Linked DNA regions of Homo sapiens: all the other regions are linked to region 6. Evidence: read pairs that join two places in POLR2A ChIA-PET (ENCODE). Cell type or tissue: HepG2. All regions are shown on one strand.

Region 1 (4,000 bases), 290 kb after region 6:
CCCAAGAGCCAAGAGACCTGCCGGGGGGCCCTCATCTCCGACCAATGGGTCCTGACAGCAGCTCATTGCTTCCGCGATGGCAACGACCACTCCCTGTGGAGGGTCAATGTGGGTAAGGCAGGGGATGCACCAGCCTCCTGATCCTGAAGCCACAGATCCTACCACCTCACCCAGCCTCTGGCCCCTGCAGGAGCCCTGGTCTAGCCTAATCTAGTGTATCATTTCCAGGAGACCCCAAATCCCAGTGGGGCAAAGAATTCCTTATTGAGAAGGCGGTGATCTCCCCAGGGTTTGATGTCTTTGCCAAAAAGAACCAGGGAATCCTGGAGTTCTATGGTGATGACATAGCTCTGCTGAAGCTGGCCCAGAAAGTAAAGATGTCCACCCATGCCAGGTGCCTGGAGTCTGGGATGGGAGGGTGCCCTGCAGGGAAGAGTGCTCTGGAGATCCCTGGAAGAGATACTGGGGACAGGCTGGTGTGACCCTTGCTCTTCTCCCCAGGCCCATCTGCCTTCCCTGCACGATGGAGGCCAATCTGGCTCTGCGGAGACCTCAAGGCAGCACCTGTAGGGACCATGGTGAGTGCTGGGACTTATGGTGCTTGAGAGCTGGGGCCGGGGTTTGGGGGTGATAACAAGGACTAGGCTGCAGTCCCCAAGCCAGGAACCTGGATTCTGGGTAAAAGGACCAGCACCAACATCCCCTTCTCTTGACTATAGAGAATGAACTGCTGAACAAACAGAGTGTTCCTGCTCATTTTGTCGCCTTGAATGGGAGCAAACTGAACATTAACCTTAAGATGGGAGTGGAGGTGAGGGTCTCAGGTTGGGGATGCTGGGATCCCCCTGTGACAGCTCCCAGAATGTCTCTCTTCCTTCTCCAGGTCTGGCTGCTTTCTCTCTCTGACGCGGGTCACCCCTCCTCCCAAGCCTCACAAACCTGCTAGGTGTCCCTGGGTCTGCTTATTCTTTTTTTGTTGTTATTGAGATGGAGTCTTGCTCTGTCTCCCAGGCTGGAGTGCAGTGGCACGACCTCAGCTCACTGCAACTTCTGCCTCCTGGGTTCAAGCGATTCTCCTACTTCAGCCTCCCGAGTAGCTGAGATTACAGGTGCCCACCACCACACCAGCTAATTTTTGTATTTTTAGTAGAGACGGGATTTCGCCATGTTGGCCAGGATGGTCTTGAACTCCTGACCTCAAGTGATCTGCCTGCCTCAACCTCCCAAAGTGCTGAGATTACAGGCGTGAGCCACTGCACCCACCCGGGTCTGCTTATTCTACCCTTCTCTCTGGTTCCACCCCTGCTGCAGTGGACAAGCTGTGCCGAGGTTGTCTCCCAAGAAAAAACCATGTTCCCCAACTTGACAGATGTCAGGGAGGTGGTGACAGACCAGTTCCTATGCAGTGGGACCCAGGAGGATGAGAGTCCCTGCAAGGGTGAGTCCCTCACCATGCCTGGATTCCCAAGGGGAAGGCCACCTGTGTCTCTGTGGCCAGCATGCATGCCAGAACACCAGTCCACTGCCCTAGATGACACTGTCTCCTGTCACCCTTTGCTGGCAGGAGAATCTGGGGGAGCAGTTTTCCTTGAGCGGAGATTCAGGTTTTTTCAGGTGAGAAGGTAGAAGCTTGCAGGACCCAGGGGTTACAGGATCTCAGCCTTGTTGGGGGGATGAGGGAGGCCTTTGAGGGATCTAGGGAGGTTGGGGCTTACAGTTGGGGCTGTGGCAGCCTCCCAGCCAGTTCTCTCCTTTTCTCCAGGTGGGTCTGGTGAGCTGGGGTCTTTACAACCCCTGCCTTGGCTCTGCTGACAAAAACTCCCGCAAAAGGGCCCCTCGTAGCAAGGTCCCGCCGCCACGAGACTTTCACATCAATCTCTTCCGCATGCAGCCCTGGCTGAGGCAGCACCTGGGGGATGTCCTGAATTTTTTACCCCTCTAGCCATGGCCACTGAGCCCTCTGCTGCCCTGCCAGAATCTGCCGCCCCTCCATCTTCTACCTCTGAATGGCCACCCTTAGACCCTGTGATCCATCCTCTCTCCTAGCTGAGTAAATCCGGGTCTCTAGGATGCCAGAGGCAGCGCACACAAGCTGGGAAATCCTCAGGGCTCCTACCAGCAGGACTGCCTCGCTGCCCCACCTCCCGCTCCTTGGCCTGTCCCCAGATTCCTTCCCTGGTTGACTTGACTCATGCTTGTTTCACTTTCACATGGAATTTCCCAGTTATGAAATTAATAAAAATCAATGGTTTCCACATCTCTCAGTGCCTCTATCTGGAGGCCAGGTAGGGCTGGCCTTGGGGGAGGGGGAGGCCAGAATGACTCCAAGAGCTACAGGAAGGCAGGTCAGAGACCCCACTGGACAAACAGTGGCTGGACTCTGCACCATAACACACAATCAACAGGGGAGTGAGCTGGATCCTTATTTCTGGTCCCTAAGTGGGTGGTTTGGGCTTACTGGGGAGGAGCTAAGGCCGGAGAGGAGGTACTGAAGGGGAGAGTCCTGGACCTTTGGCAGCAAAGGGTGGGACTTCTGCAGTTTCTGTTTCCTTGACTGGCAGCTCAGCGGGGCCCTCCCGCTTGGATGTTCCGGGAAAGTGATGTGGGTAGGACAGGCGGGGCGAGCCGCAGGTGCCAGAACACAGATTGTATAAAAGGCTGGGGGCTGGTGGGGAGCAGGGGAAGGGAATGTGACCAGGTCTAGGTCTGGAGTTTCAGCTTGGACACTGAGCCAAGCAGACAAGCAAAGCAAGCCAGGACACACCATCCTGCCCCAGGCCCAGCTTCTCTCCTGCCTTCCAACGCCATGGGGAGCAATCTCAGCCCCCAACTCTGCCTGATGCCCTTTATCTTGGGCCTCTTGTCTGGAGGTAAGCGAGGGTAACCTTCCCTTCCTGCTGTCTCCAGCATCCCTCCTTGGCCTTTTGGGGCCAGGCTTCATCAGCCTTTCTCTTCAGGTGTGACCACCACTCCATGGTCTTTGGCCCGGCCCCAGGGATCCTGCTCTCTGGAGGGGGTAGAGATCAAAGGCGGCTCCTTCCGACTTCTCCAAGAGGGCCAGGCACTGGAGTACGTGTGTCCTTCTGGCTTCTACCCGTACCCTGTGCAGACACGTACCTGCAGATCTACGGGGTCCTGGAGCACCCTGAAGACTCAAGACCAAAAGACTGTCAGGAAGGCAGAGTGCAGAGGTTTGAGGGCAATGAGTGTGGGCAGTGGCCTAAGGCAGAAACAGGGCAGGCGGCAGCAAGGTCAGGACTAGGATGAGACTAGGCAGGGTGACAAGGTGGGCTGACCGGGAGTAGGAGCAGTTTTAGGGTGGCAGGCGGAAAGGGGGCAAGAAAAAGCGGAGTTAACCCTTACTAAGCATTTACCCTGGGCTTCCAGGCAGCCCTGGAAGTCAAGAGAACACTCAGAAATGGGGAGGGAGAAGCAGTGGAAATCCATATGGGTTGAGGAGTAGGTAAGATGCTGCTTCTGCGGGACTGGGAATGCGCTGTTTCTCAGTGACATGGTCTCCGAGACCAGGAGGGATACACCTAAGGCAGCCTTTCCCTCTTGATGACTTCTACTTGTCCCCCCTTCTCAAAGCAATCCACTGTCCAAGACCACACGACTTCGAGAACGGGGAATACTGGCCCCGGTCTCCCTACTACAATGTGAGTGATGAGATCTCTTTCCACTGCTATGACGGTTACACTCTCCGGGGCTCTGCCAATCGCACCTGCCAAGTGAATGGCCGATGGAGTGGGCAGACAGCGATCTGTGACAACGGAGGTGAGAAGCATCCCCTCCCCCTACATTGCTGTCTCCCTGACGGCGCCCAGCCCGAGGAGTGGGCACTCGGCTCCGGACACTGTAACTCTTGCTCTCTACCTTGCTCACGGGGCCTCAGGCTTCAGTGCTTACCTCGATGTCTCATACCTCTGCAGCGGGGTACTGCTCCAACCCGGGCATCCCCATTGGCACAAGGAAGGTGGGCAGCCAGTACCGCCTTGAA
Region 2 (4,000 bases), 210 kb after region 6:
GCCTCTCAAAGTGTTGGATTACAGGCGTGAGCCACGGCGCCTGGCCTAAAACCTTTTTTTACCACAAAATGGAGACCTGTAAGGCGAAGTGAGGTTGGATGGCTGGACGGTGGGGGTGGGGTGCAGTCCTGGATCAGGGCCGGAGCTGTCACTTCTTCCTCTTCTTGTTGTCCGGGGGCGCCTCGTTCTTCTTGCCCAGAATCTTTAGAAGGCTCTTGGACATGTAGTAGGGCCGGTCCAGGGAGCCGTTGTTCCGCTCCAGGTCTTCCACTGAGCCGCAACAGAGACCGGTTAGAGCGGACCCTGGGGCCAGGAAATCGGGGACTGGGAGGCAAGCTGCCTGCGGGATTTGGAATCCAAGCTGCACCACCACCCTTACCCCCGGGCAGGTTATGTAATCTCAGTTTCCTCCTGTGAAGTGGGGTCGGGAATATTATGTTGCATAGAGCGATGATAAGAATTAGCGGAAAAAATGCATGTCAGTCGCTTAGGAGGAGACTGGCAAACCCTGAATGGATGCATGCTGTAGAGTAAGAAAATCCCCTGCCGCTACAGCCACCTGCTGGGAAGTCTCTCTAATGGCTCTTTTTTTTTTTTAATCTTTTTTCTTTGTTTTGAGACGGAGTCTTGCTGTCGCCCAAGCTGAAGTGCAGTAGCGCAATCTCGGCTCGCTGCAACCTCCGCCTCCTGAGTTCAAGCGATTCTCCTGCTTCAGCCTCCCAAGTGGCTGGGATTACAGGCGCCCGCCACCGCGCCCAGCTAATTTTTTGTATTTTTAGTAGAGAGGGGTTTCACCATGTGGGCCAGGCTGGTCTCGAACTCCTGACCTCAGGGTGATCTGCCCACCTCGGTCCCCCAAAGTGCTGGCATGACAGGCGTGAGCCACCATGCCTGGCCTCTAATGGCTAACTTCTACCCGAGATTTCTTAGGGAAGATAGCAGAGACCTCTCCATCAGAATGCTCCTTCTTTGGAGAGCCTACCGGCCTGGGGGCTCACTCTCTTCCTTCTTCCCTAAACGCCTGGCCTCAGGATGTCACAAGAAGCTCCCTCTGGTTCGTTTAGCTCACAAAGGCATTGTTTCTAGAAGCACCAAATCTCCAAAAAAAAAAAAAAATGCTTGAACGGCTCAGTACTTTAAGGTTGGGGACAGGTGGCTGGGGGTGTCACTCACGGAAGCAGAGGAAGAGCGTGTCCACACACATGCCGAAAACGCTGAAGAAGCCGCTGGCGATGACATAGGCCCCCAGGATGGAGGTCTGGAAGACATGACCCGTTGGGGTTATTGGGTTCCTCTGGGGAGTTGGGGGTGGAGCAGCAGAGAGGGGAGTCACTCACCATGATGGGCAGCCAGTAATAGTTGAGGTGGGGGCTCTTAAAGTCTTTACCCAGCCCCGGGATGCGACCGGAGAAAAAAAAGAAGGACAGGACCCCTGTGGAATAATTCTGGGGGTTAGTGCTGCACCTCTGAGGCCACCTCTTCAGCTGCCCAGCACCCCTACCCTCTGTCCCCACAGCTTCTGGTCCCTTACCCACGCCTCCGACCACCAGCAGCTTCCCAAAGAACAGCAGCAGGTCTGTGACTTTGTCCAGGACGACCACCCTGTGCCAGAAGTTAGGGCAGGTTGAGGGTGAGAGGCCTGGCAATGCTGAGAGTGAAATTGGCTTCGTAATTTGTGGGGACTGGTGCAAAATGAAAATTGTTCACGTTTCAAGATGGCAAGAGCAGAGCACTAAACTAAGTCTAGGGCCCGACTGAGCACAGCACACCCACGAAGCCAGCCTTGGGTGGGAGATCAGAGGAGGGAGCCACAAAGCGGGGGGGGAGCAGCCTAACCTGACAATGTTTCGCATGAGTAGCATGAACGCATTTTTGGCTGAGACACAGAAATTCTTCCCGTAGATGGCGATCTGAGGGAGGTGGAAAGGTCAGAGTTACCAAGGCGAGCTGCCTGGACCAGGATGGGGGTGTCTAGACCAAAGGGCACCAGAACAAAGGGTTGCTTGCAGTGTAGCTCACCATGATGTATGCATTGCGGTTTAGGAACTTGATAAATTTTTCCAGACACCAGAGGCAGCACTTGAAACAGCACATGATGCAGCGGGCTACAGGGTTCTGCACTCCTGGGAGCGAGGAAGGCTCATGTTTGGTCACTGCCCCTCCCTAATGGCCTTCCCCAGCTCCTGACTCCTACTCCGACTCCAGACTCACCTCTGAGCTTGTGGTCAATATACTCCAAGATGACCCGGGCTATCTGCACAAGGGTCAGGATGAGGGCTCCAAATGCCAATGACCCAGTGTGGTAACTGCAGAGGGTGTTATGCAGTCAGAGACAGCTCCAGGACCCCTGGGGCCCCCGTGCCTACAATGACCAGGCCCCTGCCCCATCCTTACCGGAGTGTGCGGATGAAGGCAGAGATTAAGGGGAAGGTAGGGATGTCCTGGGGCTTGTGGAAGGCCCAGTAGAAGGAGGCAAAGGCTCCAGCGAGGACGCATTGGCCCAGGGCCAGTACCCAGTTAAGGGTCCAGAAGAGCCCCAGGACCCCATAGATTTGCAGATTGAAGACAGAACGTTGGATTAGGCCTTTGGATGAGTAGCCCTGGAAGACGCACATCAGCCCTGGGCACGAGGAGTTCACAAGGTGGGCCTGGGAGGGTAGACGGGGATAGAGTAGGCTCAGGCATCGGGGGCCTCAGTATGGAGCCTGGGCGTCCCATTCCCAGTAGCTCCTGCCCCTCCCAGAGTTGACAGGTGGGAAGTAGCTTCTCTGGACTGCGGGAATCAAGTTCTGTCGGAGAGTTCCATCTCCAGGCTCAAACTCAGTTTGGTCTGCCTATAGCATAAGCATAATCAGCTCCCTCAGTCTCAATCAGAGGGGAAGGCACTCACTCAGCATTCCCATTCCAGAGCAGCCTCTGCAACGTCTACCAAAACCCTTTCCGGCAAATTGAACAGGCTGGGTATTTGATGATATTAAGGAATTATTGTTAATTTTGTGAGATGTGATAATGATATAGTGGCTATGCTTTTAAACAGTTCTTATCTGTTGAGATCCATCTCGATGCATGTACAGGTGAAATGGCATGATGTCCAGAATTTGCCTTAAAAGTCTCCAGAAAAAAAAATTTATGAGGCGGGTGCGGTGGCTTATGCCTGTAATCTCAGCACTTTGGGAGGCCGAGGTGGGCGGATCGCCTGAGGTCAGGAGTTCAAGACTAGCTTGGCCAACATGGTGAAATCCCATCTCTACTGAAAATACAAAAAATTAGCCGGGCGTGGTGGCAGACGCCTATTATCCCAGCTATTCAGGAGGCTGAGGCAGGATAATTGCTTGAACCCAGGAGGCAGAGGTTGCAGTGGGCCGAGATCGCGCCACTGCACTCCAGCCTGGGAGACAAGAGCAAAACTCCATCTCAAAAAAAAAAAAAATTATAGGTGAGGATATAGATGAAATAAGAATAGCAAAAAGTTGAGGGTTGTGGAATCTGGGTACAGGGAACTCACTGTGCTATCATCTCTACTTTTGCATATGTTTAAAAATTCCCATAATAAAAAGTAAAAAGTCACAAATTAAAAAGCAACCCTTTCTAGCAAATATAACCAAAAAAATTTTTTTTTGACACAGGGTCTCGCTCTGTTGCCCAGGCTGGAGTACAGTGGCTCAATCTCAGCTCACTGCAACCTCTGCCTCCCGTGTTCAAGCAATCCTCCTGCTTCAACCTCCCAAGTAGCTGGGACTGCAGGTGTGTGCCACCATGCCTGGCTAATCAAAAAATCTTTTTTTTTTTTTTGAGATGGAGTCTCACTCTGTCACCATATTGGCCAGGTTGGTCTCGAACTCTGGACCTCATGATTCACCTGCCTCGGCCTCCCAAAGTGCTGGGATTACAGGTGTGAGCCACTGCGCGCGGCCTTCTGTCAGTCTTTACTGCTAGATCACAAGCAAGTTGAAAACAACACTCACGTCATACCCAGCACAGTTGCTCATGTGTATAATCC
Region 3 (4,000 bases), 57 kb before region 6:
CACTCGACCTCTCAAAGTACTGGGATTACAAGCATGAGCCACTGCGCTTGGCCAACCTCAGCTCTACAAAAAAGAAAAAAAAAGTCCAGGCACAGTGGCTGACTCCTGTCATCCCAGCACTTTGGGAGGCCAAGGAGGGCAGATCACTTGAGGTCGTTAGTTCAAGACCAACCTGACCAACATGGAGAAACCCCGTCTCTACTAAAAATACAAAATTAGTCGGGCGTGGTGGCGCATGCCGGTAATCCCAGCTACTCGGGAGGCGGAGGCAGGAGAATCACTGGGAGACGGAGGTAGTGGTGAACTGGGATCGTGCCATTGTACTCCAGCTTGGGCAACAAGAACAAAACTCTGCCTAAATAAATAAATAGATAAAATTAGCCAGGTGTGCTGGTGTGTTCCAGTAGTCTTAGCTACTTGGGAGGCTGAAGCAGGAGAATCACTTGAGCCCAGGATTTCGAGGCTGCAGTGAGCTATGATCTTGCCACTGCACTCCAGCCTGAATGACAGGGTGAGACCCTGTCTCAAAAAAAAAAAATCACTACTGACAGATCATAACAGATAAAATAATCAAGAAAAAGTTTGAAATATTGCAAGAATTACCAAAATGTGCCACTGAGACACAAAGTGAGCACAGGCTATTGGAAAAGTGGCACCTACAGACTTGCTCAACACAGGGTTGCCACAAACTTCAATATATAAAAAAATGCACATCTGTGGAACACAATAAAACAAGGTAATACCTCTACAGGGATTGGTACAAGAGTATGCCAGACACTCTTGTATGTGTATCACACAGCTACAGGAGATAATACAGCACATAGAAGTGAAGGATGACATGTAATATGCCATGTGTCCACCCCTTACCGCATGCCCCCTTCTGGCTCCTTTTACTATTACATTTTTTAGAGACAAGGGTCTCACTCTATCACTCAAGCAGGAATACAGTGGTGTGATCATTGCTCACTGCAGCCTCGATCTCCTGGACTCAAGCAATCCTCCTGCCTCAGCCTCCCAAGTAGCTTGGAATACTGGTATGTGCCATCACACCTGACTTTTTACTTTTATTTATTTTTGAAAGACAGCATCTTGCTATGTTGTCCAGGTCTCAAACTCCTGGTCTGGCTCCTTTTATTTATTTTATTTATTTATTTATTTTGAGATGGAGTCTTGTTCTTGTTGCCCAGGCTGGAGTGCAATGGCTCAATCTCAGCTCACTGCAACCTCTGCCTCCCGGGTTCAAGCGATTCTCCTGCCTCCGCCTCCCGAGTAGCTGGGAGTACAGACGTGCGCCACCACACCCAGCTAATTTTTGTATTTTTAGTAGAGACTGAGTTTCACCATGTTGGCCAGGCTGGTCTCAAACTCCTGACCTTGTGATCCGCCCGCCTTGGCCTCCCAAAGTGCTGGGATTACAGGCGTGAGCCACCGCGCCCAGCCTGGCTCATTTTATATGAATACATGTTGTTGTTGTTGCTGTTGTTGTTGTGAGACAGTCTCGTTCAGTCGCCCAGGCTGGAGTGCAGTGGCACAATCTTGGCTCATTGCAACCTCTGCTTCCCAGGCTCAAGCGATTCACGTGCCTCAGCCTCCCGAGTATCTGGGTTCACAGGCGTGTGCCACCACACTCGGCTAATTTTTGTGTTTTTAGTACTGACGGAGTTTTGCCATGTTGGCCAGGCTGGTCTTAAACACCTGGCCTTAAGTGATCCACCCGCCTTGGCCTCCCAAAGTGCTGGGATTACAGGTGTGAGCCACCACACCTGACCTAATATATGTTTTTTCCTTTGTATCTGTGTTTCTAGCTCTGTGTCACAGTACTTTTGTAGACTGTCCAGTTCCCACCCATCACTGAAGTAATTCAGAGCTTTCTTTTGGAGAAGCAGTCATCTCATGGTTAAGAATGCTGGTTTGGAATGAGTCTAGGTTCAAATGTCAGCTCCCCCGCAATCCCCACAATTATGTTATACAACCTTTTTTTTTTTGAGACAGGGTCTCACTCTGTCAACCATTCTGGAGTGCAGCGGTGTGATCATATGATCATAGCTCCCCGTGGCCTTGAACTTTGAACTCCTGAGCTCAAGTGACCCTCCCACGTCAGCCTCCAGAGTATTTGGGACTACAGACACACATCATCACGTTTGGCTCACTTATTTTTATTTTTTGTACAGACAGAGTCTCACCGTGTTGCCCAGGCTGATCTAAAACTCCTGGCCTAAAGCAATCCTCCCACTTCGGCCTCCCAAAGTGCTGGGATTACAGGTGTGAGCCACTGTGCCCAGTCTAATCTTGAACAAATTATTTTACCTCCCTAAGCTACCGGAACAACCACACATGCCACACAACCTGGGAAGGACCAACTCAGCCATTCTCCAGCAGCGAAGTGGCTGCCACCCCAGGGATATCTAACTAGAGGATGTGGGATGGAGGCGTCATGGCAAGGCAAGGCCTGCCCCCTGGTGGTCAGAGAGCATGGGAGGCCCGAGCTACCAATGGTGGCTTTTCTCAACTGGGCCTTGATTCCAGCTTCTGCCCGATCCCCTACCTTGCTTGCCTCCTTCTATCAACACCCCATTCACACCCCAAAGGATCAATATAGGAAAAATTGTCTCTACTATCTCAGCTGTAAGAAGCCCACGGTTTGGGGAGGGAGAAGAGGTCACCACCAGTGGGGACGTGGAATAAGTAACTGGCTGGGGATAAAACTCCACTCTTCCGGCCGGGAGCAGTGGCCCACGCCTGTAATCCCAGCACTTTGGGTGGCCGAGGTGGGCAGATCACCTGAGGTCGGGAGTTCGAGACCAGTCTGGCCAACATGGTGAATCCCCATCTCTACTAAAAATACAAAACTTAGCCAGACGTGGTGGTGCGTGCCTGTAATCCCAGCTACTTGGGTGGCTGAGGCACGAGAATCACTTGAATCCAGGAGGCGGAGGTTGCAGTGAGCCAACATTGTGCCACTGCACTCCAGCCTGGGCAACGAGCAAAACTCCGTCTCAAAAAAAAAAAAAAACAAACTCCACTCTTCCACAGTGTACACTCAATCACATGGTTCTACTCCACGTCCCAAGGCAATGTGGCTTAGAAGACAAATCAGCCTAGGTTGGAGTCCTGGTGCCACTACTGTAAACTGGGGGTACCACCTGTAAACTTCCAGACCCCATTGCCCTAGGTGTTCAATGTGTGGTTCTTCTCCAGTGCTTCCCCCGTCCTGTGCAAGGGTGGCAGTGCCATTGCTACACCTGGACTCAAGGGCATCCTGCTCTCCCAGCTCTTTTCTATATCTAAGACTTCTAAACATTTGTCATAGCTAAAAATGTTCCAGATTCCAAAGACAGTATGTGGGGTTTTTTTTTCAGTCCATCTAGAATAAATCCTGATATGTGTGTACATTCAAGGGACCCCTTTTAATAACTCTGAGAACCTCTAGGGAAGGCTAACCTGCAAGACAGGAACTGCTGCGCTAATCAGCACAGTGGGCACAAGAATGGAACTTTTTTTTTCTTTTTTTTTTCTTGAGACAGAGTCTTGTTCTGTTACCCAGGCTAGAGTGCAGTGGTGCGATCTCGGCTCACTGCAACCTCCGCCTCCCGGGTTCAAGAGATTCTCCTGCCTCAGCCTCCTGAGTAGCCAGGATTACAGGCACCCACTACCATGCCCAGCTAATTTTCATATTTTTAGTAGAGACGGGGTTTCACTATCTTGGCCAGGCTGGTCTTGAACTCCTGACCTCGTGATCCACCCACGTCGGCCTCCCAAAGTGCTGGGATTACAGGCGTGAGCCACTGCATCCATCCTGGCCAAGGATGGAACTTTTCTAAAGAAATTATTCCCAGGCACTCAAGAGGAAAGGCAACAAATAAAACAGTGTTGAAGTGGATGTGCACTGGTCTCTGTTTTTGTGTGTGTTTTTTTTGTTTTTTTTTTTTTGAGAGGGAGTCTCGCTCTGTCGCCCAGGCTGGAGTGCAGTGGTGTGATTTCCGCTCACTGCAACCTCTGC
Region 4 (4,000 bases), 160 kb after region 6:
CCAGGCTCATAGGATCCTTTTGTCTCAGCCTCCCAAGTAGCTTGGACCACAGGTGAATGCCACCACACCCAGCTAATTTTTTATTTTTTTGTAGAGACCAGGTCTCCCTGTTGCCCAAGCTAGTTTCTCACTCCTGAGCTCAAGGAAACCTCCTCCCACCTCCAAGTCACCAAGTGTTAGGATTATAGGCTTGAGCCAAGGCGCCCGACCTCTTTTTTCTATCTCTATGAATTTGACTACTCTTGTAACTTCATATAAGTGGAATTATACAGTATTTATCCTTTTGTGACTTTGCTTATGTCACTTAGCTTATGTGCACAGGTTTCATCCATGTTGTAACATGTCACAATTTCCTTCCTAAGGCTGAGTAATATTCATATTTATATACCACTGTTTTTGATTTTGTTTTGAGACAGAGTCTCACTCTGTTACCCAGGCTGGAGTGCAGTGGCATGATCTTGGCTCACTGCAACCTCCACCTCCTGGGTTCAAGCTAATTCTCCAGCCTCAGCCTCCCGAGGAGCTGGGACTACAGGCGTGCACTGCCACGCCCAGATAATTTTTGTATTTTTAGTAAAAACAGAGTTTCACCATGTTGACCAGGATGGTCTCAAACTCCTAACCTTAAGTGATCCGCCCGCCTCGGTCTCCCTAAGTTCTGGGATGGCAGGCATGAGCCACCACCGCACCCGGCCTATATACATTTTGCTTATCTATCTCTCGATGGATACAGATTACAGAATTTACAGAATAATGTTGCTATGAGCAAGCCTATACAAATACATGGAGACGCTACTGTCATGGCAGACTGCTTTTTGGACAGGGTAGACAAAAGTATTCTCAGCTACTCAAAGAAGTTGGGAAGCAAGTAGCTGTATATTGTTTTCAATTTCCCAAGTGACCTAATTCTACTGTCCTGTTCCTATATATTTTACTGTGGGATTCTGTCTCTTTATGACCCAAGAGTAGTGTACATTCTGGTCTCTTCAAGAGACATCAGCCTCCACACTTGAGTTCTGCTGCCTTCCTGGGATAATATTCTCTATTAGGGGTTCACCGGCAGTAAATTCCAGTCAGGCTGAAGATGACTGCTAGAAAACCACAAGCCTTCCAGTTTTCTCAAACGACATGGCACTCCAGACAGTATCTGTATCCTTCTCCTAAATAAAACTCCTGTTTTCTGGAGCCAATAACTGATCAATAAAGGGTTTAAGGGCGGGGGGCGGTGGCTCACGCCTGTAATCCCAGCACTTTGAGAGGCCGAGGCGGGCGGATCACGGGGTCAGGAGAACGAGACCATCCTGGCTACCATCCTGGCTAACACGGTGAAACCTCGTCTCTACTAAAAAATAGAAAAAATTAGCTGGGCGTGGTGGCGGGCGCCAGTAGTTCCAGCTACTCGGATGGCTGAGGCAGGAGAATAGCTTGAACCCGGGAGGTGGAGCAATTAGCCGGGCGCGGTGGCGGGCGCCTGCAGTCCCTGCTACTCGGAAGGCTGAGGCAGGAGAATGGCCTGAACTCGGGAGGCAGAGCTTGCAGTGAGCCAAGATCGTGCCACTGCACTCCACCCTGGGCGACAGAGCGAGACTCCGTCTCAAAAAAAAAAAAAAAATTAAAAATAAATAAATAAAAATAAAATAAAGGGTTTAGTGTCTATCCCTCTCCACACCGCAGATTCCTAGGCCGCACTCCCTTTCCCCCGCTTCCCAGTTACCCCGCCTCCCCCTTACCCCGCCTTCCCCGCCTCCCCATTTCCCCGACAGGCCGCACTCCCTTCCCCCGCCTCCCCCATTCTGGCTGCTCCGACCAATCAATCTGAAGCCATCTTAGCTTTCCCCAAGTGCTCCTCCTACCCGGATCAGCCAACGCCCACATACCTCAGGCTTAAACCAACTAGGGAACTTTCCAGTACTTTCCCAAACAAGGACCTACTGAGCCTTTCAGGTTCACAATCAATCAGATCCCTACTGGCTCACCTAGTCTCCCGACGCCTTCGCTTCAGTTTGGAAACGTCCAGATTACGCAGCCCCAGCGAGTAGGTGGGGGCTCCCTCAATATCAAACTGCACAACCGGGGTCCCCCCACCCCCCACCCCGTCCCTCCCTGCAAATTTGAGACGGCTCCAACTCAGTAATCTTTTTCCAAACTGGCCCATGAGGTCAGAGACAGTATCTCCATTGTAACGTGGCCGGGCGGTGTCAACACAAACGCCCCCACCCTCCCCTGGACGCGCGTAACCCGCTCCCCGCACCAGCCCCCTGCCCACAACTGCGCAGGCCCAGCAAGCCCCCACAATTAAAAGCCCAGCGCCGACCCTTCCTGTCAATTAGGCGCTGAAGCGCAGGCGGTCAGCATCGCCATGGAGACCAACACCCTTCCCACCGCCACTCCCCCTTCCTCTCAGGGTCCCTGTCCCCTCCAGTGAATCCCAGAAGACTCTGGAGAGTTCTGAGCAGGGGGCGGCACTCTGGCCTCTGATTGGTCCAAGGAAGGCTGGGGGGCAGGACGGGAGGCGAAAACCCTGGAATATTCCCGACCTGGCAGCCTCATCGAGCTCGGTGATTGGCTCAGAAGGGAAAAGGCGGGTCTCCGTGACGACTTATAAAAGCCCAGGGGCAAGCGGTCCGGATAACGGCTAGCCTGAGGAGCTGCTGCGACAGTCCACTACCTTTTTCGAGAGTGACTCCCGTTGTCCCAAGGCTTCCCAGAGCGAACCTGTGCGGCTGCAGGCACCGGCGCGTCGAGTTTCCGGCGTCCGGAAGGACCGAGCTCTTCTCGCGGATCCAGTGTTCCGTTTCCAGCCCCCAATCTCAGAGCGGAGCCGACAGAGAGCAGGGAACCGGCATGGCCAAAGCCGCGGCGATCGGCATCGACCTGGGCACCACCTACTCCTGCGTGGGGGTGTTCCAACACGGCAAGGTGGAGATCATCGCCAACGACCAGGGCAACCGCACCACCCCCAGCTACGTGGCCTTCACGGACACCGAGCGGCTCATCGGGGATGCGGCCAAGAACCAGGTGGCGCTGAACCCGCAGAACACCGTGTTTGACGCGAAGCGGCTGATTGGCCGCAAGTTCGGCGACCCGGTGGTGCAGTCGGACATGAAGCACTGGCCTTTCCAGGTGATCAACGACGGAGACAAGCCCAAGGTGCAGGTGAGCTACAAGGGGGAGACCAAGGCATTCTACCCCGAGGAGATCTCGTCCATGGTGCTGACCAAGATGAAGGAGATCGCCGAGGCGTACCTGGGCTACCCGGTGACCAACGCGGTGATCACCGTGCCGGCCTACTTCAACGACTCGCAGCGCCAGGCCACCAAGGATGCGGGTGTGATCGCGGGGCTCAACGTGCTGCGGATCATCAACGAGCCCACGGCCGCCGCCATCGCCTACGGCCTGGACAGAACGGGCAAGGGGGAGCGCAACGTGCTCATCTTTGACCTGGGCGGGGGCACCTTCGACGTGTCCATCCTGACGATCGACGACGGCATCTTCGAGGTGAAGGCCACGGCCGGGGACACCCACCTGGGTGGGGAGGACTTTGACAACAGGCTGGTGAACCACTTCGTGGAGGAGTTCAAGAGAAAACACAAGAAGGACATCAGCCAGAACAAGCGAGCCGTGAGGCGGCTGCGCACCGCCTGCGAGAGGGCCAAGAGGACCCTGTCGTCCAGCACCCAGGCCAGCCTGGAGATCGACTCCCTGTTTGAGGGCATCGACTTCTACACGTCCATCACCAGGGCGAGGTTCGAGGAGCTGTGCTCCGACCTGTTCCGAAGCACCCTGGAGCCCGTGGAGAAGGCTCTGCGCGACGCCAAGCTGGACAAGGCCCAGATTCACGACCTGGTCCTGGTCGGGGGCTCCACCCGCATCCCCAAGGTGCAGAAGCTGCTGCAGGACTTCTTCAACGGGCGCGACCTGAACAAGAGCATCAACCCCGACGAGGCTGTGGCCTACGGGGCGGCGGTGCAGGCGGCCATCCTGATGGGGGACAAGTCCG
Region 5 (4,000 bases), 110 kb before region 6:
CCCCATCTCCCCCAGCTGCTGTCTCCACCTCATCATCTTCATAGTCCAAGAGCTCATTGTCCACATCGTTCTCTGCCATAACTGGGCCGGCAGGGGAAGAAGGGAAGGGGGATCTGGATGGGTTCTCGCAAAATAGGTGAAAACAAGGGGTGAAGAGTAGGGGATTGAGGAACAGCAAAGGAAAACAAAGATACTATTTCTAACAGAAGAGCTGGAGGGGGGAAAAAAAAAAGCAAGACTTAATCACGAGCACAGCCTTCACCACCTCTTTTCCATCCCCAGTTCCCACTTTCCCTAAACCAGGAAACTTTTACCTGGAAAGAAAAACAGATACAAAACATAAAAACGAAAAGCAAATATAACAGAACAGAAAAAGCAGTACCAGGGAAAGTGGTTAGGACAGAGGTTCCCAACAAGATTAGCAATCACAGTAGCGGAAACCAGAAAAGTTGGAAGGGGAAGACCAACTTATAAATTCTTGATCTGAAAGTAACAGTGAGGAAATAGAATAGATAATAAAAGGTAAAATACGACTAATAACTTAGTAAAGTGGAAAATGGAGATGACAAGTAGAGTCCTGAAAAGTCCTCAAAGGAAGACTCCGCTTTCCCTATTATAATCCCACCGTTATGGATGCCTAACTCAGCAGCCATCAGTCAAGGGTGATAGATGAGGGTCATCACTGCGCAAAGCGCTCACCTTTCGAAAAGAAAACATCATATGGCCGCCGTCCACCTCCCATAGCTCTCAGCCTCCCACTTCTCAGTATCCTCCCTTCCGCTGTTTAAGCAAGCCTTGTGTAATTAGCATGGGGGGGAGGGGCGGTGCAAGACAAATGGCTCGGCCACAAAAAAACAAAATTCATGTCTCCACCCTACAATAAGAAAGCTAATAGGTGACAGAGAAAGGCAATCCCCGCCCAGGCTTTAACAGGATCTTTACCAAGTGGTCTCACATCACTGTTACGCTACGAAGGTGAGACTCCTTTTGGAGAAACATACAATGACACCAATCGTATCGTAAACACTTGGAAGGCACTCCAAATTAAGTTGGGCAAGTCAAGGTGAGAAAAATCCAACTGGGCCCAGAAACCAGCTCCTCCTCCCAGTCCCACCGAGGGCCGAGAAAGAGCTCAAGAAAGGACAAGGAAGGTGAGAAGAGCCCCGCCCTCCGCAAATACCAAGACCAAGGGACGCCGAGCGCCGCCTCTCATTGATGCTGAGGCCTCCAATATGAGAAGAACCCATTGGAAGAAGGGAGCAAAACGAACACAATGGCGCCGAGGACACCATCTTGGATTGGGTCCCCCCTTAGCTTCCCTTCCTTCCCCCAGGAGCTCTTTGCTCTCGAAAGGGATGCAAGCTAAGGAAATAGCGAACCAACTAGGCCCCAGCGACCAGACCATCGCCTGTGAAAAGGGTATCAGGAACCCATGTGACGGGATGGGTGCGGAGAAGCGCAGATGGAAACGGATTGTAGCGAAGGCCAAAGCTTACCTAAACAGGGAGAGCGCGTATGGCGGCAGCAACAGCGACGAAGGAGGGAAATCTGCCTTCACTTCCGGTTGCAGGCTTCCCTCTACTCCAGCCTCCCGCCTTCTTGGCTGCAAGAGCGCAGGCGCAAGGGACCGGAAACAGGGCCTTCCGCGGTTATACAGATCCGTGCGCTCCAGGCTTGCCTTTGGAAAATGCCTGTCTGAAATTTGTTTTAAAACCGTTTCTAACTTCACTGCTACCGCCAGTAACAAAAGATATAAAGGAAACTAACGTCTCCCCCCCACTGTTATCTTTATTCTCTTATCCTACTCCTCTCCATGCCCCTCATCTCTTCGTTTAGGTTTTTGCCACGCAGGTCTTCTCTGTAGGCACCCCTCCATGGATGCGCGAGGAACGAGTGTGGCGAAGGCTGCGAGTTCCCACGGGGTCCTTGGCCCGGTAGTGAAGGTGACCTGAGGACTGCTGGGCACGCACTAGGAACCGGCAGGCCCTAGCTGAGGGGAGGGAGGAGGGAAGTCTCAGGGAACTGGATTGCTCGGGGGTGTTTCCCGACTCTTTCCCAGTCGTGGGGCTGGTGGGCGGTATTTTCCCAAAAGGATGCTGTCCGAGGTAGCTGATGCCCTAGGGCCAGTGAGTCAGGAAGGTGTTCTGAATCCGAGCGGGAAGACGGGGTCTGGATTCGGCCCCAAGTGTTAATAGTAGGGCTTGAGGGTTATACTACATTCCATTAATACTGTTTTTGTTTTTGTTTTGAGACAGAGTCTCGCCCTGTCGCCCAGGCGGGAGTGCAATGTCCTGATCTCGGCTCACTGCAACCGCTGCTTCCCGGGTTCAAGCGATTCTCCTGCCTCAGCCTCCCGAGTAGCTAGGATTACAGGCGCCCGCCACCACGCCCAGCAAATTTTTGTTTTTTTAGTAGAGACGGGGCTTCACCCATGTATGACCTCAGGTGATCCACCCACTTCGGCCTCCCAGAGTGCTGGGATTACAGGCGTGAGCCACCGCGCCCGGCCCATTAATACTGTTAATTCGAGCAGAATGTTCTTGGCCCCGCCCCAACAGCCCCATTGTTCAACCTGGATTTTTTTCCTGAATGAAACATTTGCTATCCCCGTCTTTGAGATGGGGAGCTACAAAAGTAAGACCTGATGTCCTGCTGTGTAATAAAACAACAAACGTTTGGCCCTCTCCCTGTTAACATACTTAATCATTTAATACTAAGGAGTAGGTACCGTTATTCTCATCTTATTGACAGAAGCGAAGCAAAGCAACATATCTCAAGCAGTACGGCTGGTGAGGTTACAGCCAGGATGCAAACATCTCTCATTCTCTATTGTATTCTGCCTCCCTGCTCAAAGAATCTGGTTAGTAAATACACTGCAGGTTACCTTATTGGTTCAAATTCTTGGTGAAGTAAGCTTGTCTTCAGTGACAAATGAAGTAACTAATTCAAGAATGGTGTCATAGAAGGTATTTTCCCAAGTATCATTTAATTTATTCAAAAGTATTTATCAACTGCCTCCCTTGTGCCACATGTTGTCCTAGGATCTGGGGACACAACGGTGAACAGCCCTGTTCTCACAGTGTTTACATTACAGGAAAGAAAACACATAAACACAAATATAATGTCAAGTATCGATAAGTGGTCAGGGTGCAGTGGCTCAGGCCTGTAACCCAACCCTTGAGGAAGCCGAGCCCGAAGGATTGCTTGAGCCCAGGAGTTTCAGACCAGCCTGGGCAAGTGAGACCCCATCTCTACAAAAAATTTTAAAATTAGCAAGGCATAGTGGCACTCGCCCGTAATCCCAGCTACTCAGGAGGCTGAAGTGGGAGGATCATTTGAGTCCAGGGGGTCAAGGCTGCCGTGAGCTGGAACTCCAGCCTGGGCAACACAGCAGGACCTTGTCTCAAAAAACCAGTAGCAGTAAGTGCTATGAAGAAAATGCAAGGTAAAGGGGCAAAGAGCACTTGCTCCTACACTCCAGCTTTTCTCTACAGTTGCGATCTATAGTCCTCAGATTCCCAAATGAGGAACCATGTTTCTCACTTTAGAGAAATAATAAAGTACTACTTGTTCTTGTTTCTCCAAGAAGTTTCAAAGGATAGCCATTTGGGCTGTTTAGGGAATATGTAAACAAAAAACAAGAAAGTGACTGAAGGCCAGGCACAGTGGCTCACACCTCTAATCTCAGCACTTTGGGAGGCCAAGGCAGGTGGATCACTTGAGGTCAGGAGTTTGAGACCAGCCTGACCAACATGGCGAAACCCCATCTCTACTAAAAATACAAAAAATAGCCAGGCGTGGTGGCACACACCCATAATTCCAGCAACTTGGGAGGCTGAGGCAGGAGAATCGCTTGAACCTGGGAGGCAGAGGTTGCAATGAGCTGAGATCACGCCATTGTATTCCAGCCTGGGCAACAAGAGCAAAACTCCATCTCAAAAAAAAAAAAAACAAAGTGACTGAAAATGAGAAATGATGAGGCAAAAGGAGGCTGCTTCAA
Region 6 (4,000 bases):
CGTGCCCTCTTCTCTTAACCTGCCCTGGGCCAAGGGCCTCGGCCCCGCGAAACTGCGAGTCCTCCAGAAAGACACATCGCTGTTGGGGTGTCCAACCTTTCTGGGATTCGTAGTTTATACCCAGGTCCTGGTTATATTTTAGTTAAGAGTTCTAATAAGCAGCTGTTTAATGAGCACTTGTGCCAGCCCATATACTACGGGTTTTGTGTATTATTTTAAAAAGCCTTTTAACGAGCTTTTAACATTTTTTAAGTGAGTACACTTAGACGAACATAAGTGTCAGAATTGACAAATCCAGGCCTACAGGACTCCAGATCGAGCACTTGTACTTTACTGCCCCAATAAAAAGCTGTTAACATTTTAGCTTATTTTTTTGAGAGAGGGTCTCGCTTTGTCGCCCAGGCTGGAGTGCAGTGGCGCAATCACAACTCACTGTAGCCTCTGCCTCCCGAGCCCAACCGATCTTCCCACCTCAGCCTCCCTAGTAGGGACCACAGATGCACACCACCACACCTGGCTAATTTTATTTTTATAGAGATGGGGTCTTGCTATGTTGCCCAGCCTGGTCTTGCAGACTTGGCCTCCCAAAGTGCTGGGATTATAGGTGTGAGCTACTGTGCCTAACCACATTTTAGCTTTTTATTACAAAAATTTTCGGCCGGGCGCAGTGACTCACACTTGGGAGGATGAGGCGGGTGGATCACGAGGTCAGGAGTTCAAGACCAGCCTGGCCAAAATGGTGAAACCCCATCTCTACTAAAAATACAAAAATTAGCCTGGCGTGGTGGCGGGCGCCTGTAATCCCAGCTACTTGGGAGGCTGAGGCAGAGAATTGCTTTGAACCCGGGAGGTGGAGATTGCAGTGAGCCAAGATCGCGCCACTGCACTCCAGCTTGGGCAACAGAACGAGACTCCCATCTCAAAAAAAAAAAAAAAAAAATTCAAACATTACACCAAAATAGAACAGTATTAATAAACTCTAATATACTGGTCACCCAAATTTTGTTTGTTTTTTAACTAAATCGCAAGCCTCAGCCCTCGGCAAATTTTTTGTGGCAGTCCATGGGATATAAATTTATCAAGCTAGGTGTGGTGGCTCATGCCTGTAATCCCAACACTTTAGGAGGCTAAGGTGGGCCGACTGCTTGAGCTCAGGAGTTTAATACCAGCCTGGGGCAACATGGTGAAACTCCGTGTCTACAAAAAATTAGCTAGGCGTGATGGCGTGCACCTATACCTCCTACTCGGGAATCATCTGAGCCGGGGAAGTCAAAGTCATGCCTGGGCGACAGAGTGAGACCCTGTCTTAAAAATAAATAAGTAAATAAATAATCTATCGAGGAAGATCCATCTCTCACAGCATTAACTGCTCCAGTCACTTGGTGCTATCCAAGGACAACCTATTTGGCAATTCTTACTGCCTATTATTTGAGAACTTATTACCCACCAGAAACTAAGTGCTTTGCAAACATTACTATTAATTATAGCAAATATATACTTTGGACTTACCATGTGCAAGTCTTTGCTAAGGGCTTTATGTGCATTATTTCATTTAATCCTATAAGATTGATGATTTGCCAATTTTACAGATGAAAAAACAGACATAGCAGTTAGGGGTTGGTGGTGTTTTGTTTGTTTGGAGACAGAGTCTCTGTCGCCCAAGCTGGAGTGCAGTGGCACAATCAGGGCTCATTGCAGCCTCGACATCCCAGGCTCAAGCAATCCTCCCTCCTCAGCCTCCCTAGTAGCTGGGACTACAGGCGTGTGCCACCACATCGGCTAATTTTTGTATTTTTTGTAGAGACAGAGTTTTGCCATGTAGCCCAGGCTGGTTTTGAACTCCTGGGCTCAAGCCATCCGCCCACCTTGGCCTCTCAAAGTGCTGAGATTACAGGCATGAGCTACCTGCCCTGCCTGTAGTTAGGGTTTGGACACATTCTGCCTGACACCAACATCTATCCTCTCTAACAGCCAGATTACATAGCCTCTTTGTAGTAATAAATGTTGAGTGAATGTGTCAGTGAACACTGCCAGGGTATACATATTTTTCTAATTGTAAACTAAAGAGAGCAATCCACCGTGCCCCAGCACCTGCATCATACCTGTTCTAAAGCATTTACCAAGTTGTATTGCAATGGTTTGTCTACACAGCTAGTTTTCCCTCTAACGACTTCTTCAAGATCAGGGGCTATGTCTTATTCGTTTTTTTATGTCCCCGGGGATTAGCTAGTTCTTGGGAAACAACTGGGACTTGGGATTCAAAACAGTTTGCTAAGTGAATGAATGAGAGGCCCAGTCAAGCTACTTCCCTTCAGTGCTGCACAGTGCAACAAATAACCAGCTCAGATACAGGTTCAAAGACCACAGGCTTCTCCCTGGACAGCTCAGCTCTCCTCATAACTCCTGAGAAACCCTGGACATGCCAGGGTGTACTATGGAGTGGTTGCATCCGGAAGAGGGGGAGGAAGTCCCAAACACTAAGTAATCCAGGTTTGGGTTGGAAAACAAGGTTGAAGTTACTCATTAGCAGGTGAAAGGGTCAAGGGTCGAACGCAAGGGAGCTGAAAGCAGAGTGGACTGAGCAGCCAGTAGGGGAGAGAGCAGTTAAGGCACACAGAGCACCAGCTCCCTCCTGCCTGAAGATGTTCCACCAAATTTGGGCAGCTCTGCTCTACTTCTATGGTATTATCCTTAACTCCATCTACCAGTGCCCTGAGCACAGTCAACTGACAACTCTGGGCGTGGATGGGAAGGAGGTATGGACTGAGATTGGGGGAAGCCTATGGTGGAGGCTCTGAGGGACTTGGGTGGATGGCCTAGGATGACTGGAGACCATCTTGGGAAAGGAAGAGAGGAAGGGGGTGTGAGTGTTGTGATAATGAAAGCAAGAAGAAAAATATCAGTACTGTGGCCATCAATGCAGAGGCATGGCAGAATTGGGGGGTGGGGTGGTTACCCAGGTTGACTGGGGAGGGGCAAAGAGGAAAAGTCATTTAATGACTCTTTGTCATGGATCCAATCCCCAGTTGGAAAGAGGAAGGCAGCCAACACCTCTACCCCTAAATCTTGCTGTTTTGACTGATGAAGAGGTTGAACCCATCCTGTGCTGGAACCCACCCTCTTTTGCTCCCTTCATTGTCTCTCCAGTTCCCAGAGGTCCACTTGGGCCAGTGGTACTTTATCGCAGGGGCAGCTCCCACCAAGGAGGAGTTGGCAACTTTTGACCCTGTGGACAACATTGTCTTCAATATGGCTGCTGGCTCTGCCCCGATGCAGCTCCACCTTCGTGCTACCATCCGCATGTGAGTGGTAAGGAGGCAGAAGCATCACTGGGTTCAGTCTCTGCCCAAAGTGTGAGAATCCACCCACCAAGAGCTGGCCTCTTAGCTGGTATATCTACTATGCTTGGCCCACGGAATTCAGTGGCTGTATTAATTGCCCTCTGGAGAAAGATGTGCCTAACCAATGCTTGGTAGCTTGAAACCCAAGGAGAGCTGGGCTTCAATAACAAATACAATGGAGTAAATAGAAGCCGGGACAGGCCAGACGTGGTGGCTCACGCCTGTAATCCCAGCACTTTGGGAGGCTGAGGCGGACAGATCACGAGGTCAGGAGATCGAGACCATCCTGGCTAACACAGTGAAACCCCGTCTCTACTAAAAATATAAAAAACTAGCTGGGCATGGTGGTGGGCACCTGTAGTCCCAGCTACTCACGAGGTTGAGGCAGGAGAATGGCGTGAACCCGGGAGGCAGAGCTTGCAGTGAGCCGAGATGGCGCCACTGCACTCCAGCCTGGGCAACAGAGTGAGACTCTGTCTCAAAAAAAAAAAAAAGAAGCTGGGACACTATGGTTGGGGTGATGCTCATTCTTTCCTCCTTGCCACCACCACCTCTGCAGGAAAGATGGGCTCTGTGTGCCCCGGAAATGGATCTACCACCTGACTGAAGGGAGCACAGATCTCAGAACTGAAGGTTGGTTCTTCCCAGCCCTCACCCTC
Region 7 (4,000 bases), 150 kb after region 6:
TTTTTTTTTTTTTTTGAGACGGAGTCTTGCTCTGTCACCCAGGCTGGAGTGCGGTGGCACCATCTTGGCTCACTGCAAGTTCCGCCTCCCAGGTTCACGCCATTCTCCTGCCTCAGACTCCCAAGTAGCTGGAACTACAGGAGCATGCCACCACGCCTGGCTAATTTTTTGTATTTTTAGCAGAGACAGGGTTTCACCATGTTAAACAGGATGATCTCAATCTCCTGACCTTGTGATCCGCCTGCCTCGGCCTCCCAAAGTGCTGGGATTACAGGCGTGAGCCACCGCGCCCGGCCTGGCCTGTTCTTTTTTTGAGACAGAGTCTTCCTCTGTCAACCAGGCTGGAGTAAAGTGATACAATCATGGCTCACTGCAGCCTTGACCTCCTGGGTTCAAGTGATCCTCCCACCTCAGCCTCCCGAATAGCTGAGACTACAGGCATGTACACTACACCTGGCTAATTTTTTATAGAAATAGAGGTCTCATCACTATGTTGCCCAGACTAGTCTCGACATCCTGGACTCAAGTGATCCTCCTGCCTCAGCCTCCCAAAGTGCTGAGATTACAGGTGTGAGCCACCATGGCCAGCCTAGTACTTACTTTTTTTTTTTTTTGAGACAGAATCTCACTCTGTCACCCAGCTGGAGTGCAGCAGTGTGATCTCAGCTCACTGCAACCTCTGCCGCCCAGGTTCAAGCGATTCTCCTGCCTCACCCTCCCGAGTAGCTGGGATTACAGGCACCAGCCACCGTGCCCGGCTAATTTTTGTATTTTTAGTAGAGACAGGGTTTCACCATCTTGACCGGGCTGGTCTTGAACTCCTGACCTCGTGATTCGCCCACCTTGGCCTCCCAAAGTGCTGGGATTACAGGCATGAGCCACACGTCCAGCCCGTGAGCCACTGCGCCTGACCTGTATTTACTCTTTAAACTATATATTGCTTTGTATTGTTTTCCAATACACGATACAATCTCTAAGCTTATCTGTAAATTTAAGGCACAAGGCATTTATTTATTGCTAAATTTTAAAATTTTTCTTAGAGATGGGGTCTTGCTCTATTGCCTGGGCTAGAGTGCAATGGAGTAATCACTGCTCACTGCAGCCTCAAACTCCTGGGCTCAAGCTTTCCTCCTTCCTCAGCCTCCCAAAGTGCTGGGATTACAGGCTTGAGCCACTGCACCCTATCCATTTATTTCTTCTGTACATCTTCCACCTCGCCTAGCCCTGAAATATTTCTCAAATTAAAGAGGTTCCAGGGCCCTGGGCACACCCACCCCCAACAGACTTGTTGGAACAGGTACCTACCTCAGGTCATTCTTTAGTTCCACGACCACATCCTTGCCCACAAGGGACTTGAAAAAAGAATAGAAGAGCTATTGGGAGAGAGGGGGAAAACCATCATGTGGGAAGGAGCATGGTAGGGAGGAGTGTCCTTTGACAGTATTACCAAATACTGGTATTGTGAACCCCACTGCATCCCTGACAGTTCTCAAAATTTCACAGGAAAGAATAATTGGTTGACAGAGCTGAAAGGCTGGAGCCCAAATTATTCTGCACACTGCACTGAGCCCATCACTTAAAGTCCCAGAGAGACTCTGCCCTGCATACGTCGGCCTCCCCACTGTGCTCTCTCAGTCGACCACCTTTCTCGGGTACCTGCCCACTCCTTTCAATGAATTGTAGAAAATATCCCACCCGCACCCTGCCGAAGCTTGCCTGGCAGAGAAGTGCTCTGAGGTCTAACTTTTCCGTCTCCCGCTATCCTCACTGAATCTCTCTCAGGGTTGGGGTTTTTTCCCTCATCATGGAAAAAATATCCCATTTGTTCTCAGTGCCTCCTCAATGAACCTGAGAAACAGTACAGTACTAAAGATGAAGATAAAAACTCCGGACCTAACTCCAGCCTAGGGGTACAAAGGCCAGATCCCCCGCCCCAACCATGCGAGGTCCCCGAGGGCGCCCCCTTTTGACGTCACGGTACCCACCATGGTGCTGGCGCCGCGGGCAGCGGGCCGGACCGGGAAGACAGCAGGGTGCTGCGAGCAGGTCTGGGGAAACCGAAGCGCGAGCCCGCGCGTGGGGCGAGGCGGGACCGCGCAGGCGCAGCGGGAAGCGACGCAGAAAGCTCCAAGCGCTGACGGGCAAAGCGCGGCCGACTTGCGGCTGGGGAGCGCAAGCTGGGTAGAGTAGAGGGGAGGAGGAAGCCGGGAAAGGGGCGGGGTTTCCTTCATTCCGACTTCCTCCCTGGCCGGCCGGCTCCCATTGCGCAGGCGCGGACCCTAGCCTGGGCTGCCAGACGGGTGGCGGGACTCAGCGCCTGAGCTCAAAGGATTTTGTTCTTTTCCAGAATCCTGCCATCTACAGCGTGATGTGTTTGTGCCCTACACACACTTCCTATCGAGAATTGTGGGGAGTTTGTTAAGATTATGAAGTGTGCACTTTTCTATATTTGTTAAAGTAAAAACATAAAATTTAAAAAATAAAATTAAAAAATGTTTTGAATCTTAAATTCAGCTGATAAAAAGAAAAAAAGGCCGAGGGCCGTGGCTCAAGCCTTTAATCCCAGCACTCTGGGAGGCCTAGGTGGGTGGATTGTGTGAGGTCAGGAGTTCGAGACCAGTCTAGCCAACATGGTGAAACCCCATCTTCACTAAAAATACAAAAAAAATTAGGCGTGGTCGCAGGCTCCTGTAATACCAGCTACTCGGGAGGCTGAGGGAAGAGAATCGCTTGAACCTGGGAGGCGGAGGTTGCAGTGAACCGAGATCGCGCCACTGCACTGCAGCCTGGGCGACAGAGCAAGACTCCGTCTCAAAAAAAAAAAAAAAAAAAATGACCGGGAGCAGTGGCTCACACCTGTAATCCCAGCACTTTGGGCGGCCAAGGCAAGTGGATCGCCTGAGGTCAGGAGTTCGAGACCAGCCTGGTCAACATGGCGAAATTCTGTCTCTACTAAAAACCCAAAAATTAGCCGGGTGTGGTGGCACGCGCCTGTAAATCCAGGAGGCATAGGTTGCAGTGAGTGGAGATCTTGCCATTGCACTCCAGCCTGGGCAACAAGAGCAAAACTCCATCCCAAAAAACAAAAAATGTTGAGGCCTGTAAATCCCAGCATTTGGGGAGGCTGAGGCAGGAGGATCATTTGAACCCAAGAGTTACAGTGAGCTACAATCTCCCCACTGCATTCCAGCCTGGGTGACAGAGCGAGACTCTCTCTAGAAAAAAGAAAATTATAAACAAACAACGTTGAGCAGTCCCAGAGATAAGGAGGAGCTGGAGCACAAATTTTGATTTTATCAAAGGTTACCAATAAATACATTTCTCCAAAGGAGCCAACCTCAATCTCCGCATTTCTTACACACTTTTGCCAAGACTGTCCTGTAAAGGACTGTGTAAAACTAAAGAGACTGTGGCTCACAGATACAAATAACCCAGTCTAACATTTCACTGTTAAATGTTTCAAACACAAACAGACAGAAATGCAGTTACATATTATTCTAACTCATATCCCCCAGGTTTTTATAAATATGTATTAGGACACAGGTAAAAGAAAAAAATGTTTTTGAGATGGAGTCTCGCTCTATCACCAGGCTGGAGTGTGGTGCCACGATCTCAGCTCACTGCAACCTCCACGTCCCGGGTTCAAGCGATTCCTCTGCCTCACCCTCCTGAGTAGCTGGGACTACAGGCACGCATCACCGTCCTCAGCTAATTTTTGTATTTTTAGTAGAGACGGGGTTTCACCATGTTGGGCAGGATGGTCTCAATCTCTTGACCTCATGATCCGCCCGCCTCGGCCTCCCAAAGTGCTGGGATTACAGGCGTGAGCCACTGTGCCCAGCTGGTAAAAATATTTTTTCATGGACTGAGACTTCATAAAACTTGTATTTGTCATCTTGCATAGACATACTTATTTGTCAAGAGTTTGTTATAGAAATATTTTCTGGGGCTGGGCACGGTGGCTCACGCCTATAATTCCAGCACTTTGGGAGGCTGAGGT

What was found. ChIA-PET counts read pairs that join two places held together with the same protein. Peaks named below come from ENCODE experiments on the same cell type or tissue, not always from the same donor. Only the 100,000 strongest peaks of a DNase experiment are listed, where the experiment ranks them.
Region 1: POLR2A ChIA-PET joins it to region 6 with 13 read pairs; 10 of 35 experiments call an interaction of 5 or more read pairs at or near these places.
Region 2: POLR2A ChIA-PET joins it to region 6 with 40 read pairs; 18 of 35 experiments call an interaction of 5 or more read pairs at or near these places.
Region 3: POLR2A ChIA-PET joins it to region 6 with 17 read pairs; 17 of 35 experiments call an interaction of 5 or more read pairs at or near these places.
Region 4: POLR2A ChIA-PET joins it to region 6 with 10 read pairs; 30 of 35 experiments call an interaction of 5 or more read pairs at or near these places.
Region 5: POLR2A ChIA-PET joins it to region 6 with 25 read pairs; 26 of 35 experiments call an interaction of 5 or more read pairs at or near these places.
Region 7: POLR2A ChIA-PET joins it to region 6 with 15 read pairs; 26 of 35 experiments call an interaction of 5 or more read pairs at or near these places.

The regions. Positions count from the first base shown.
Region 1 is chr6:31,943,416-31,947,415 of GRCh38, forward strand. C2 (complement C2) reads left to right here. Exons shown (of 18, transcript NM_000063.6): 12 at 1-112; 13 at 229-394; 14 at 502-578; 15 at 720-811; 16 at 1,312-1,438; 17 at 1,565-1,614; 18 at 1,763-2,257. The coding sequence ends at 1,942. CFB (complement factor B) reads left to right here and starts at 2,680. Exons shown (of 18, transcript NM_001710.6): 1 at 2,680-2,870; 2 at 2,958-3,191; 3 at 3,592-3,777; 4 at 3,933-4,000. The coding sequence starts at 2,807. RefSeq lists an enhancer at 3,911-4,000. In HepG2, no CTCF peak of the experiment used is centred here; a DNase peak (open chromatin) is centred at 2,446; H3K4me3 peaks cover 1,121 bases.
Region 2 is chr6:31,863,479-31,867,478 of GRCh38, forward strand. It overlaps SLC44A4 (solute carrier family 44 member 4), which reads right to left. Exons shown (of 21, transcript NM_025257.3): 14 at 2,395-2,648; 15 at 2,212-2,306; 16 at 2,020-2,123; 17 at 1,837-1,910; 18 at 1,532-1,602; 19 at 1,338-1,432; 20 at 1,174-1,258; 21 at 1-270. The coding sequence ends at 149. Among named protein-coding and RNA genes, the nearest start is that of NEU1, 2.7 kb to the left of the region's middle. RefSeq lists enhancers at 1-149, 150-773, 774-1,398. In HepG2, CTCF peaks have their summits at 563 (motif pointing left) and 2,385; DNase peaks (open chromatin) are centred at 263, 513, 2,013 and 2,768; H3K4me3 peaks cover 2,877 bases.
Region 3 is chr6:31,596,299-31,600,298 of GRCh38, forward strand. No RefSeq gene overlaps it. Among named protein-coding and RNA genes, the nearest start is that of NCR3, 5.3 kb to the left of the region's middle. RefSeq lists enhancers at 931-1,431, 1,432-1,932. In HepG2, CTCF peaks have their summits at 868 (motif pointing left) and 2,453 (motif pointing left); DNase peaks (open chromatin) are centred at 883, 2,063 and 2,433.
Region 4 is chr6:31,812,913-31,816,912 of GRCh38, forward strand. It overlaps HSPA1L (heat shock protein family A (Hsp70) member 1 like), which reads right to left and starts at 2,371. Exons shown (of 2, transcript NM_005527.4): 1 at 1,977-2,371. It overlaps HSPA1A (heat shock protein family A (Hsp70) member 1A), which reads left to right and starts at 2,631. Exons shown (of 1, transcript NM_005345.6): 1 at 2,631-4,000. The coding sequence starts at 2,845. RefSeq lists enhancers at 1,734-2,563, 3,270-3,839, 3,840-4,000. In HepG2, no CTCF peak of the experiment used is centred here; DNase peaks (open chromatin) are centred at 1,869 and 2,519; H3K4me3 peaks cover 1,414 bases.
Region 5 is chr6:31,540,454-31,544,453 of GRCh38, forward strand. It overlaps DDX39B (DExD-box helicase 39B), which reads right to left and starts at 1,550. Exons shown (of 11, transcript NM_004640.7): 1 at 1,497-1,550; 2 at 1-211. The coding sequence starts at 79. ATP6V1G2 (ATPase H+ transporting V1 subunit G2) reads right to left here. Exons shown (of 3, transcript NM_130463.4): 3 at 3,991-4,000. ATP6V1G2-DDX39B (ATP6V1G2-DDX39B readthrough (NMD candidate)) reads right to left here. Exons shown (of 13, transcript NR_037853.1): 3 at 1,497-1,695; 4 at 1-211. SNORD84 (small nucleolar RNA, C/D box 84) reads right to left here and starts at 725; the gene lies at 648-725. It also overlaps DDX39B-AS1. RefSeq lists enhancers at 980-2,179, 1,057-1,978 and a silencer at 1,292-2,207. In HepG2, no CTCF peak of the experiment used is centred here; DNase peaks (open chromatin) are centred at 808, 1,598 and 1,928; H3K4me3 peaks cover 2,929 bases.
Region 6 is chr6:31,653,325-31,657,324 of GRCh38, forward strand. APOM (apolipoprotein M) reads left to right here and starts at 2,570. Exons shown (of 6, transcript NM_019101.3): 1 at 2,570-2,756; 2 at 3,148-3,302; 3 at 3,901-3,974. The coding sequence starts at 2,643. In HepG2, a CTCF peak has its summit at 2,613; DNase peaks (open chromatin) are centred at 1,507 and 2,457; H3K4me3 peaks cover 3,178 bases.
Region 7 is chr6:31,804,770-31,808,769 of GRCh38, forward strand. It overlaps LSM2 (LSM2 homolog, U6 small nuclear RNA and mRNA degradation associated), which reads right to left and starts at 2,197. Exons shown (of 5, transcript NM_021177.5): 1 at 1,986-2,197; 2 at 1,306-1,373. The coding sequence starts at 1,988. In HepG2, CTCF peaks have their summits at 1,966 (motif pointing left) and 2,315; a DNase peak (open chromatin) is centred at 2,232; H3K4me3 peaks cover 1,720 bases.